2 separate regions of the Homo sapiens genome follow, and region 1 is linked to region 2. The links are chromatin contacts, found by Hi-C in ENCODE. All regions are on one chromosome and are shown on one strand. The core of a region is the stretch at or near the end of the contact, and the rest is flanking DNA. Distances in the headings are between cores, read along the strand shown.

The links. Hi-C counts contacts between places; a loop is a spot of excess contacts on that map. Pooled maps may share reads with other maps.
Region 1: a loop to region 2 is called in a pooled map, with 6 times the contacts of the local background. The contact joins the promoter of CSNK1A1 here to the promoter of GEMIN5 in region 2. A Hi-C loop is called at or near these places in 5 of 50 pooled maps.

What each region holds. Positions count from the first base shown.
Region 1 is chr5:149,548,197-149,553,665 of GRCh38, forward strand. CSNK1A1 (casein kinase 1 alpha 1) reads right to left here and starts at 3,243. Exons shown (of 10, transcript NM_001892.6): 1 at 2,646-3,243; 2 at 1,879-1,985. The coding sequence starts at 2,768. It also overlaps a transcript of ARHGEF37 not described here. RefSeq lists enhancers at 1,305-2,504, 2,751-2,810, 2,941-3,000, 3,031-3,700, 3,400-4,193 and 4 more.
Region 2 is chr5:154,935,783-154,941,761 of GRCh38, forward strand. GEMIN5 (gem nuclear organelle associated protein 5) reads right to left here and starts at 2,429. Exons shown (of 28, transcript NM_015465.5): 1 at 2,186-2,429; 2 at 1,243-1,403; 3 at 59-240. The coding sequence starts at 2,351. It overlaps MRPL22 (mitochondrial ribosomal protein L22), which reads left to right and starts at 5,291. Exons shown (of 7, transcript NM_014180.4): 1 at 5,291-5,356; 2 at 5,435-5,483. The coding sequence starts at 5,329. RefSeq lists enhancers at 1,925-2,516, 2,108-2,287, 2,678-2,727, 5,231-5,390.

The DNA.
Region 1 (5,469 bases), core at 1,993-4,492, 5.4 Mb before region 2:
TTGAGTTGTTTCCATGTAAAGACTATGCAACCCAGTCCTTAATTCAAGACATGAAAAATACAAACTGGAATAGAAAAAGGGGCTAACAGGCTGGGCCCGGTGGCTCACGCCTATAATCCCAGCACTTTGGGAGGCTGAGGCAGGTGGATCACCTGAGGTCAGGAGGTGGAGACCAGCCTGGCCAACACGGCAAAACCTCAGCTCTACTAAAAATACAAAAATTAGCCAGGCGTAGTAGTGCAGCTCTGCAATTCCAGCTACTTGGGAGGCTGAGGCAGGAGGATCACTTGAACCTGGGAGGCGGAGGCTGCAGTTAGCCAAGGTTGCGCCACTGCACTCTAGCCTGGGCAACAGAGTAAGGCTCCGTTTCAAAAGAAAAAAAAGCCGGGCACAGTGGCTCATGCCTGTAATCCCAGCACTTTGGGAGGCCGAGGCAGGCAGATCACCTGAGGTCAGGAGTTCGAGCCCAGCCTGGCCAACGTGGTGAAACTAAAATACAAAAATTAGCTAGGCGTGGTGGCGGGCGCCTGTAATCCCAGCTACTCAGGAGGCTGAGGCACGAGAATCACTTGAACCCGGGAGGCAGAGGTTGCAGTGAGCCAAGATCGTGCCATTCATTGCACTCCAGCCTGGACCACAAGAGCGAAAACTCCGTCTTAAAGAAGAGGCTCCAGTAAACAGTAAGTACCATTCTTACCTATTCTGAATAATTTTGCAAATGTTATTTTAGATTATTGCTGGAAAATAGCTGGGCTTTAAACTATATTTTAGTCTCCATTCCATGAAGAGGATCTTTAATCCCAAAAGTTAAAACATTAAAACCCTCCAAAGTAAAGTTAACCATTTGACAGAACAATGTCTATCTCGTCATCTTTTATCCTCGTTACTGCTATTTGCACTCACCAATATTCCACACCAACAAAGGCCCCAATTTCTCTGATGTGAAGATTTACTGACAAACTCAACAGGTTAAAATTACTTATCAAAGTGTGGCTAAGTGATTAAGATTTTTTTAAATACAACTGATATGAGTAAATTTTAACATAGTTGGTGCTGCTCAAACTGCCTTTGCCACTACCTATACAAATTTAGTCCCGACTGAAACGTGCCAAATATGACCATTCACGAAAAGAAAGAGTAATTAACACTTTTAAAAGAACTACGAAGGATTTTACATAGTGTAATTCAACAATTTCGTGTCACATCTGCTGCAGAGATCACAAACACTGTCACTATGCCATCTCCTTCCTCGAACCTCCACACCGCCTCCTGCAGCTTTATTCTTGGCTTTTCAAAGGTTTAATCCACTCGGGGCTGCTAAAGGAGGAATCAAGGAAGCATAATTTGTGAACTCAAGCTGAGAAAAGGGCAGGAATATGGGGTTGAGTCACGTCGTTCCGCCATTTTCTAAGCGGAGGAGGAAGACATGTTGGAACAAAAACACAACAAAAGAGCAGCCATTTCCCAAGCCAGCTCCAATAGCAACTCGAACTGACACTGCCGGGTCGCTTCGGCACCTTCAAATCCACTTCACTGGACAAACCTAAGTACATCAGAAGTGCCGCCGTAAAAAAGGCAGCAGCCAACCCTTCCGCGTAGGGATCAAAGATGACCTGCACGCATAACTGCAAATGAAAGCCTCGGGAAGAGTGAGAATGACGGAAGCGAAATGGAGCAGTGTAATACAATGAAATAAGTTGGCAAACTGAAATTTACTCAGTAATTGAGATGACTGACTTACAGGAAACCACCAGCTATAGGGAACCCAGGTAACTAAAACACCAAGACCCGGATTCAGCTGGTCTCATTACCTGCCTCTACCCACTTCCCCATTCCGTGCTTCCCTCAGCGGATCGCCTATATGCACCGGGTTCTTACCGTATGTGGGGGATGCCAACCCCACCTTGAAGAATCTTATAGAGCTTGCTCTCGTACAGCAACTGGGGATGCCTGGCCTTCTGAGATTCTAGCTTCACTGCCACTTCCTGCAGGGGAAAGAGGGGATGATGGCATCAACATCCCTACGGATTCAATGTCACTTAGGAAAGGAGGGAGACATTAGCAAAACTCCAAGTCGCGACTACAAGAAGAAGTGAAAAGCTGGAAAGAGAAAGCTCTCGGTAATTATAAAACGAGGCAACCAGCCTCAAAGGCCTCTTCAGGGGGTAGTGACGAAATCCGTACGTCCTCTAAAGTGCAGGAAAATGATTCATCCAGAAAAAAGAGGCAACCTCTGAACGTAGTGAGAGGTTTTTAAGGAACTAGGCGATCGGAAACTGTTCTAATTGGAACAAGAGGCCCAGTAGAATTAAGAATTAAAAAAAAAAAAACATGGGAATCACTGAAAGAGGATTTTGCCGTTTCCACCTTAAAAGACGGTTAAAAAAAAAAAAAGCTCGACTAAGGGACATTTATGGGACGTGTTTAACAAGGTGGGAAACTAGTTCCCCCAACCTTTCTATCGGGTTCTTGACCCTTTTAGGGAGACAGCGGACGAGGTTCGTAAGCCAGGAAAACTAGCTCCCTGGACTCCCTGGCGAGTGCGTGCGATGAGGAGAGGCCCGAGCACTTTGGGGGTGCACGGTGGTGGTGGGGGGAATGAGTAAAAGCGCAGCGTTATCGTGAACCCCACCCCAGATGATTACCTCGCCGTTGGTGATGTTGATCGCCAAATAGATGTCCCCGAAGGAGCCAGACCCGATCTTCCGTACCAGTTTATATTTCCCTCCGACAATGAATTCAGCCTTGGAGCCGCTGCTACTCGCCATCCTGAGAGACGAAGATGGAGGCTGGGGCCAAGCCCCGACACCTCTGGGAAGAGGACGGAGGCCTCGGGGCTCCTACACTAGGCAAGGCTACGGAGGAGGGCGGCAGGAAACGGAACACGGAGGCCTTTACCGGGGTTCGGGGCCCAGAATCAGCAGAGGGGAACCTGATCACCGCCGCTCAGTCAGGTTTCTTTTTGCCAGGCCGCAGTTTGTGAAGGGCTTCTCGGCGGTTACCAGGCTGGGCCACTTGTTTCTCGGCGGCCGCCGCTGCCTCGCTTGCGCGGCGACGTCGCGGGCTGGAAAAGGGGCGCGGTGAGCTAGGGCGGCGATACCGCTGCCACCACTGCCGCCGGCTCCGGCCCAGAGGGACCCCTGTCACTCCGCGGACGACGCCATCTTGTTACTCCAGCTCCAGCCAACACAAAATGCCCCCAGTCCCCGGGAGCCGCTTCTTCACGGCGCAGAGCACTCTGGGAAAGGGATCTCGGGCGCTCGCTCCGAAGGATCGGCAGCGAGAGGGCGGAACCGGATCCGTGAGAGTCGCGGCCCACGCTCCGAGCGTCACCCTGTCACCGCCCAGCTGCGCATGAGCGCTGCAACTCCTGCTGACTGCGCAGGCGTGCCGCGGCCTGTCCTCACCCCCGTCCCGGGCTCTCTTCCACTTCCGGTCGGCGGCGGCTCAGCAGGTGTTACCTGTTACTCGCCTCGGACCCGCCGGGTCTCTGGAAGGCTGAGTGGCCCCCCGGCCTTGATATTGGGAGGAGTCACCTTCATGTTTCGTGGCAGATGAAAGCTTAAGGCCTCCTTAGGAGTTGGGTATTGACCTGTGCTCTTTGAGGCGGTTTTTAACCTTTGATCTTTCTTCTGGCCGTTCCCCCGGACCGGCCTATTCCAACCCAGTTTCTGTTTGGAAAGAGGCTGTCGCCTCTGGTGGAGAGGAAGAGAAAAGCAGCCAGCGTCGAGGAATCTCTCAGGGCTCTCGGTTGTAGCAGAGCCTAGCTAATTACCCTTCATAATTAGAATTGTCCTATCTACTACGGAGTGTTATAGACCCTCTTTCCACAGGAGGGGAAGAAAGAAAGAAGCCGGAATCCCCCTGCCATCCTATGTCTTTGCATTATTGCCTCACTACCACATATGATCTTCAGAAGAAAACCTGGTATGTTGCTCATAATGAAGATTAAGGATAGATGGAATCAACAGAAAATTAATTTAACAAGAGTGAAAAAACTGTTATGTCCCCTCAACCCCACCAAAAAAAAAAAAAAAAAAAAAAAAAAGAATCGTATGTTGGTCTTGTTGAAAACCTCAGTATTAACCTGAACAGAGTAGAGGTAACTATTACAAAATTTAATTGACAACATTTAAAACTACACGGTAATTTTTTTCTTTTTTACAAAAAATCGATCAGAGAATCAAATTTTGACCACGTTTTGTTTTACAAAATTTGACCTGGGAAAATTGGGCTTAGTAATAATAATGTTCACGAAAGAAAACTCCATGGTTGATGCTATCATCTTAAGTCAGACCTCAGTCGTAAAAATTTAAGCTAAGCCTATCCTAAATAAAATTTAATTAAAATAGAAATGGGGGGCGGGCGCAGTGGCTCACGCCTGTAATCCCAGCACTTCGGGAGGCCGGGGCGGGCAGATCACTTGAGGTCAGTTGTTCGAGACCAGCCTGGCCAACATGATGAAACCCCGTATCTACTAAAAATACAAAAATTAGCCGGGTGTGATGGCGCACACTTGTAACCCCAGCTATTCGGGAGTCTGAGAATCGCTTGAACCCGGGAGGCGGAGGTTGCGGTGAGACTAGATCACGCCACTGTACTCCAGCCTGGGCAACAGAGAGACCCTGTCTCAAAAAAAAAATAATTAATTAAATAGAAATGGGAGAAAAATGTGAAGAATTTTAACTGCAACTTTGAAAGGTGGTCAAGTAATTAGTAATAGGGTTCATCTCGGAAGACAACTGAAGAGAGAGGGGAGGAGACTTCCCCTGAAGTTTAGCATGAAGTTTTTAAAGCCCAACCAACACTCAGGGTGCCCAACTCCCAAATCAGCACTGTTAGACATCATTCTCCTTTGGTGACTCTAAAGCATGTTTTGACTAAGTTAAAATCTGCTGTTAAATTCTGATATAAAATGCAGCCGGGCATGGTGGGCTCACACCTGTAATCCCAGCACTTTGGGAGGCCGAGGCGGCTGGATCACCTGAGGTCGGGAGTTCGAGACCATTCTGGCCAACGTGGTGAAACCCTGTCTCTACTAAAAATACAAAACTTAGCTGGGCATGGTAGCATGTGCCTTGTAGCTCCAGCTACTAGGGAGGCTGAGGCAGGAGAATCGCTTGAACCTGGGAGGCAGAGGTTACAGTGAGCCGAGATCGTGCCACTGCACTCCAGCCTGGAGACAGAGCGAGACTCCACTCCATCTAAAAAATTAATTAATTAATCAATTCTGGTCTTAAAAAAAAAAAAGCCAAGTTTAAGCATCTTGAGTTTTCCAGAGATCACTCCTTTTCTGCTAATTTTCTCACACACATCCAAAGTTTAATGGATTCCTCAGCTTGAGGAGTTCTCCATAAGGGGATGAGGTATACATTTAGACGGATATTTTGGTATTGTGATAAAAATGCTCAATGAAGCCGGGGGCAGGGTAAGGGTGGGCATGAAGTGGTCTAAATTAGTGATTCCCAA
Region 2 (5,979 bases), core at 1,179-3,678:
ATGCAAAACACGATCATAAACAAACAAAAATCATCAATACAGATGGCATAGTACTTACCCAATGGCTACTAAATCTTCATGATGAGGTGAACAAGTAAGACAGAAAATTGTCCTGGGTTCTATAAAGAGGTGCTGGCTGTCATTTCTGTTAAACCAGTAACAGAAAACTACTCCTTTTTCATCCCCAGATACTATTAAGTCCTTTACTCGAGGAGACCAATGTAATGTTGATATCGTATGCTTTAAAACAAAACAAAAATTTGTTATTGTCAATGCTGAAGTTCTACTTAATTTTTAACTTGTATCACAAACCAGCATAATGCTACATATACACATTAAAAGTAATTAATACGGCCGGGCGCGGTGGCTCACGCCTGTAATCCCAGCACTTTGGGAGGCCGAGGCGGGTGGATCACCAGGTAAGGAGATCGAGACCATCCTGGCTAACATGGTGAAACCCCATCTCTGCTAAAAACATAAAAAAATTAGCCGGGCGTGGTGGTGGGCTCCTGTAGTTCCAGCTACTCGAGAGGCTGAGGCAGGAGAATGGCGTCAACCCAGGAGGCGGAGCTTGCAGTGAGCCAAGATCCCGCCATTGCACTCCAGCCTGGGCGACAGAGCCAGACTCCGTCTCAAAAAAAAAAAAAAAAGTAATTAATACTTATTAGTAGTACTTCTATAGCAACACGATATTAACAAAATGGTGGGAAGATTTAGACTACTGGGGATCAAATAATCATTAAAAATTTTTTAAATAGCTTAATGCAAAGTTCTTATTAAGTAGGTCTTTTCCTTTGTTCTCTCAAAAGGCAGGTACATCAAGTAACTATCTAGCTTAGAAATGAGTTTCATTCACGCATTTACAGTCTATATCAGGAGTCCATTTGTATCAATAACCAGAGGGTAATTGTTTTAGACCTTGTGGGCCATACCATGCCTGTTGCAACTACTCAACTCTTGTAGCATGAAAGCAGTCATAGACAATACTTAAATGAATTAGTGTGGTTGTATTCTAATAAAACCTATTTGCAAAAACAGGCACAGAGCAGTTTGCCAACCTCTGGTTTGTATATATCTCCTTTCAAAAAAAGTTGAGACATCTTACAATATAGTTTCTTATCTAATTAATGAACACAATTACAAGTTACTTTGCACAGATGAGCTAGCAAAACTAGCTTGCAACAGAAGAACCCTCAGCACAGATAGATAAAAACGGTTTGAGAAACCAGTAAGCCATGGTACCTGATGGAGTGCATGTTCTGTCACAACTGTTTTTGTCTCTACATCCCATATTTTCACAGTCCCATCGTCGGAGCTGGTGGCACAGAGGTTGTACTGACCAGGGTGATGAGAAAATGTGAAGCCAGAGACCCTTTCGGTGTGTCCCACCAACTCTCCTATGACTTTAAGCAAAACCAGACGCTAGGTTAATCGAAGTGCTATCCAAGGTTCCTGGCAGAATCATACTGTTGTTGGATGACAAGTGAGCAGATGCTTTGGAGTTACTTAACCCATGGTATAACTGAAACACCGACGGACTTACACTCAGAATTCCCAAGTGCTGATATTGGCTGTGCCACGTGACTTCGAACAAGTCTCTGAGCCTCAGCTTCTCAACTGTGAAATGAATGTTGATATACCTTGCTCTGCTTAGTTCACAGACTGGAAAGCAGCTCAAATAATGTGAAAGTGACTCTTATTTAGATGTGGCCAGAATAAATCACCTGGCATGTCATATCCTAAGGCACAATCAAAGCCTAGTTTGGAGCCTGAAAGCATCTGGTTCAACCCATTCATCTTACAGTAAGGAATGCCACACGTTGCAGGATCTTGCTTAGGGCCTGCAGCTGTGGTTAGCCCCCAACCCCAGGAAGGCTCCCGGGGGGCTGGCGCGCACCAGGCTGGGCAGGGGAGCCATATAAATGGCCGAGACTATACAAGGCTAACTTTTCAGTAAGCAAGCGGCCCCACGTGGAAGCTCCAGGAGGCGGGACCGCTCGGCCACAGCATGGTGTAGCTCATTAGGAGACCAGAAGCAACTCAGCTTAGTGACTGTGGGCTGCCTCTCCTCCCAGCCTGGGCCTCAGTTTCCCTAGCTGTAGAAAACGGGGTGGAGTCGTCCACTCGGCGCCCCTGGGGAGCGTACAAAGGGCAGTAAGTCTCGGGCCCAAGGGTGGTGAGTTACCTCGAAACGGGGGTGTCCCTGGACTCTCGCCTGCGCCCGGGCCCACGCGGACAAGGAAGACGGAGGTCCGCGCGGCGAAGCCAAAGAGGCCCCCGGGCACGGCATCGCTGCAGCGGGCGCAGTACCAGTTGGGGGAGGGCGGCAGCGTCCGCGGCTCCTGCCCCATAACTACAAGCCGTCAGAGACAAGAGAAGCTGCCACAGCCGACCGCTCGTAGCCTCACGCCTTAGGTAGGGAGCGGGGCGGGGTGAACTCCGAGCCCCGCCTTCTCGGGCAGTCGCTACGGTGCGCGTCGAGGCCCAGCCAGCACCGCGCGTTGCGTTCCCGCTACCGCCGGGCTGGGAAGGGCGGGACCACGCGTGCTGCACTGGCCCTCAGTACCTAGCCCGCGGTAGGAGGTCCGCCCCAACCCTGGCTAGGGTCAGGTGCTGCCTGAGCACAGCCCCGAGGTTAAGCATTCTCACTTCCCACAGAAAGGCACAAAATTAGAGGATTAGACTAGTGGAACCACCGCCCCAGGCTACCAGTTTATTATTTGGAGCTGTTCAACCACTATCCCGTCCAACGTTTTTTGAGCGCTATGTGCCAGGGCACTTTGCTAGTTGTGGAGGTGTTTTAAAGATATGCACAAGAGGCCGGGTGCGGTGGCTCACGCCTGTAATCCCAGCACTTTGGGAGGCCGAGGCGGGAGGATCACGAGGTCAGGAGTTAAAAGACCGGCCTGGTCAGCATAGTGAAACCTCGTCTCTATTAAAAAACAAAAATAAAATAAAATAATAAAATAAGCCGGGTGTGGTGGCAGGCGCCTGTAATCCCAGCTGCTCGGGAGGCTGAGGCAGGAGAATCGCTTGAACCCGGGAGGCGGAAGTTGCTGTGAGCGGAGATCACGCCACTGCACTCTAGCCTGGCCACACAGCGAGACTCCATCTCAAAAAAAAAAAAAAAGTAAAATGCAACAATCCCTAGACAACAAATACTAGGGAGGCTGAGGCAGGAGAATCGCTTGAACCTGGGAGGCGGAAGTTGCAGTGAGCAGAGATTGCGCCACTGCACTCCAGCCTGGGCGACATTGCGAGACTCCATCTCAAATAAAAACAAAACAAAACAAAAAAAGATATGCACAAGAGGCCACTTAACAAAAATATTGTTGTACCTGAGTGAGTTAGAGAAAACGCCACACTTTGAGACGAATTAAGAGTCCATTTGTTTAGCCGGTGGCCAAGAGATGGCTAACGCTCAAAGTTCTCTCAGCCGGAAGAAGAGGCTAGATTTTCTTTTATACTTTGGTTTAGAAAGGGGAGGGGAGTCTAGTTAAAACAATTTTACAGAAATAAAGTAGGCAAAAAGTTAAAAGGATAAATGGTTACAGGAAAGTAAACAGTTCCAGGTGCAGGGGCTTTAAGACTATTTATTACAAGGTGATAGACTGGGGGCTTTGGGTGCTATCAATCAGACGAATTCCTGGGAATTGCGGATATTGCTCGCCACAGTATCTTATCAGTTAATTGCATCTTGGATGTGCTGGGAGTCAGCTTGCACAAGTTAAGTTCTTGAGGAAGGGGCTGCCAGTGAAAGAGCCAAGATGGAGTCTGTCTGGCTCTCTTAGCTAAGCAAGAGTCAATTCAAGTGGAAACAAGGCTAGGTGATCAGAGGAAAAAGGGAGAGTCTAAAAACAGGGTTAGTAAAAACAAGGTTGGGCATTACAATATGGAGTCCGGGAGACAGGCTGGTGTGAGCTGTGATCGAGCCACTGCACTCAAGCCTGGGCAATAGAGTGAGACCCTGTCTCAAAAAAACAAAACAAACAAAAATATGAAAGTACGAATCTGGAATTAAAAAGGGAAAGAACAGTTTCTGCAACTGGGTGGAAATTCTGGCTCTGGGTTCTGGGTACTCAAAGATGAAGGAGAAGCAAATGGAGTGACTCTTGATTTGCTTGATTGAGGGCCAGCTGTGTGAAGGAAGCTGTATGTGGTAAATGGTGTGGAAGAAAGTTTCCTTTCAACTCAAAAATGCTAAAATGCTCAGATTCTGCACTACTCGTGTGTTGCTTGTTTGCATTGGGTATCTGACATTCCTGCATAGGTAGCAAACCGCAATCTGAACTACCTGTTATTCTAATACAGAGGGGTCAAATACATATATTTGAAGGCGTCTAGGGGCACAAATTTGGAGGCACCTAGTCGTAGATTGATCACTGGTTTGCCAGTTGTTAGTTGAGAGACTTTAACATATCCTAAATATGTTTCCTCATTTGAAGAAGGAAAATGATAATCCATGCCTTGTTGGATTGCTGTGAGGAATAAATGAGATTTAGTGAAATACCTGCCTGACATAAGGCAGTAAATGCCAGATGAATATAAACTCATTCTTGAAGGTCAACCAGATTAGTAGGGATTAGGACAGCATACATCATATTTGAACTATTTGCTCTTTAAAAGAGATTTTAGGCTAGGTTTCGTGGCTCATACCTCTAATCCTAGCACTTTGGGAGGCCGAGGAGGGCAGATTGCTTGAGCCCAGGAATTCGAGATCAGCCTGGGCAATTTGGGGAAACTCCTTATCTATAAAAAATACAAAAATTAGCCGGGCGTGGTGATGTGCGCCTGTAGTCACAGCTACTTGGGAGGCTGAGGTAAGAGGGTGGCTTGAGCCCGGGGTCGAGGCTGCAGTGAGACTAGGTCATTGCTACCACACTCCAGCCTAAGCGAGAGAGAGACCCTGTTTCAATAAAATGAAATAAAATAGCTTTCACACTATTTCAACTGATCTTTACAACAAGCTTGTGCCCTAAGGTTAGTCATTTCTGATAAGAAAACTGAGGACCACCGGATTAGGTGGCTTGTTCACGGATTCTGTTCCCCTACTCCTTTCTAGTTTGTGAGTTGGGACTTTAGTTTTTCTGAATCCAGGTGAATTTTCGGAAGCCCACGTGCTTTCGGCCTTTATTAATTAATTCATTCCCAAGCCAGGTTCGCCTGACCACACCTCGAGCGCCGGCCCAGTGCTTGCGATCTTCGTGACGGCACCTGGGGTGTAAGTACTGCTTGTGGGAGAGCCCCACAGGAAATCCAGAGTATTGCGCATGCGTGCTGTCCAGAAGGCGCTTGAACTCGGCGGCTTCCGTAGCGGGAGGGCGAAAGATGGCGGCGGCAGTACTGGGACAGTTGGGTAAGGATTTCTTAGTGGTTAAGCGACAGAAGGGAGTCGAGATGGAATCTGAGTTGACGGCTTGTGTTGATGTTGCAGGTGCGTTATGGATACATAACCTGAGGAGCCGGGGGAAGCTGGCCTTGGGGTGAGTCTCTCGCTTCGGAGTTTCGGAAGGGCCCAAGGCATCTTTAGTATTCTGCCAGTTGGTAACTGAGCGCCTCCGTGCCTAACTGTGTTTTAGGCTCTGGGGTTACTGAGGCGAATGAGACAGCCCGAGTCTCTGCTTTGTCACTCTATTTTTTCTCCACCTTATTGCATAAACTGTACAGGGATCAGGATTACCCATAACCCAAGGGCGATTGTAAATGCGATTTCCGAACGTCTACTGTGATCTTTCTGGACAAGGTTAGACTATTCCATCTCCATATGGAAGCGTCCAACTTTTCAAGTTACCTCTCTGATTACTTGCTTACATGGGCAGGGACCGTGTTGTGGACAACTCTGCTTTACGTCGTACCTGACATTGTGTTTAGCGGTTTATATGCTTTAACTCACTCTCATAACATTCTACGAGTAGGTTCTGCTATACCCGTTTTTCAGACAAGGAAATTGAAGTCCCCAAACGTAAAATAACTTGCCTA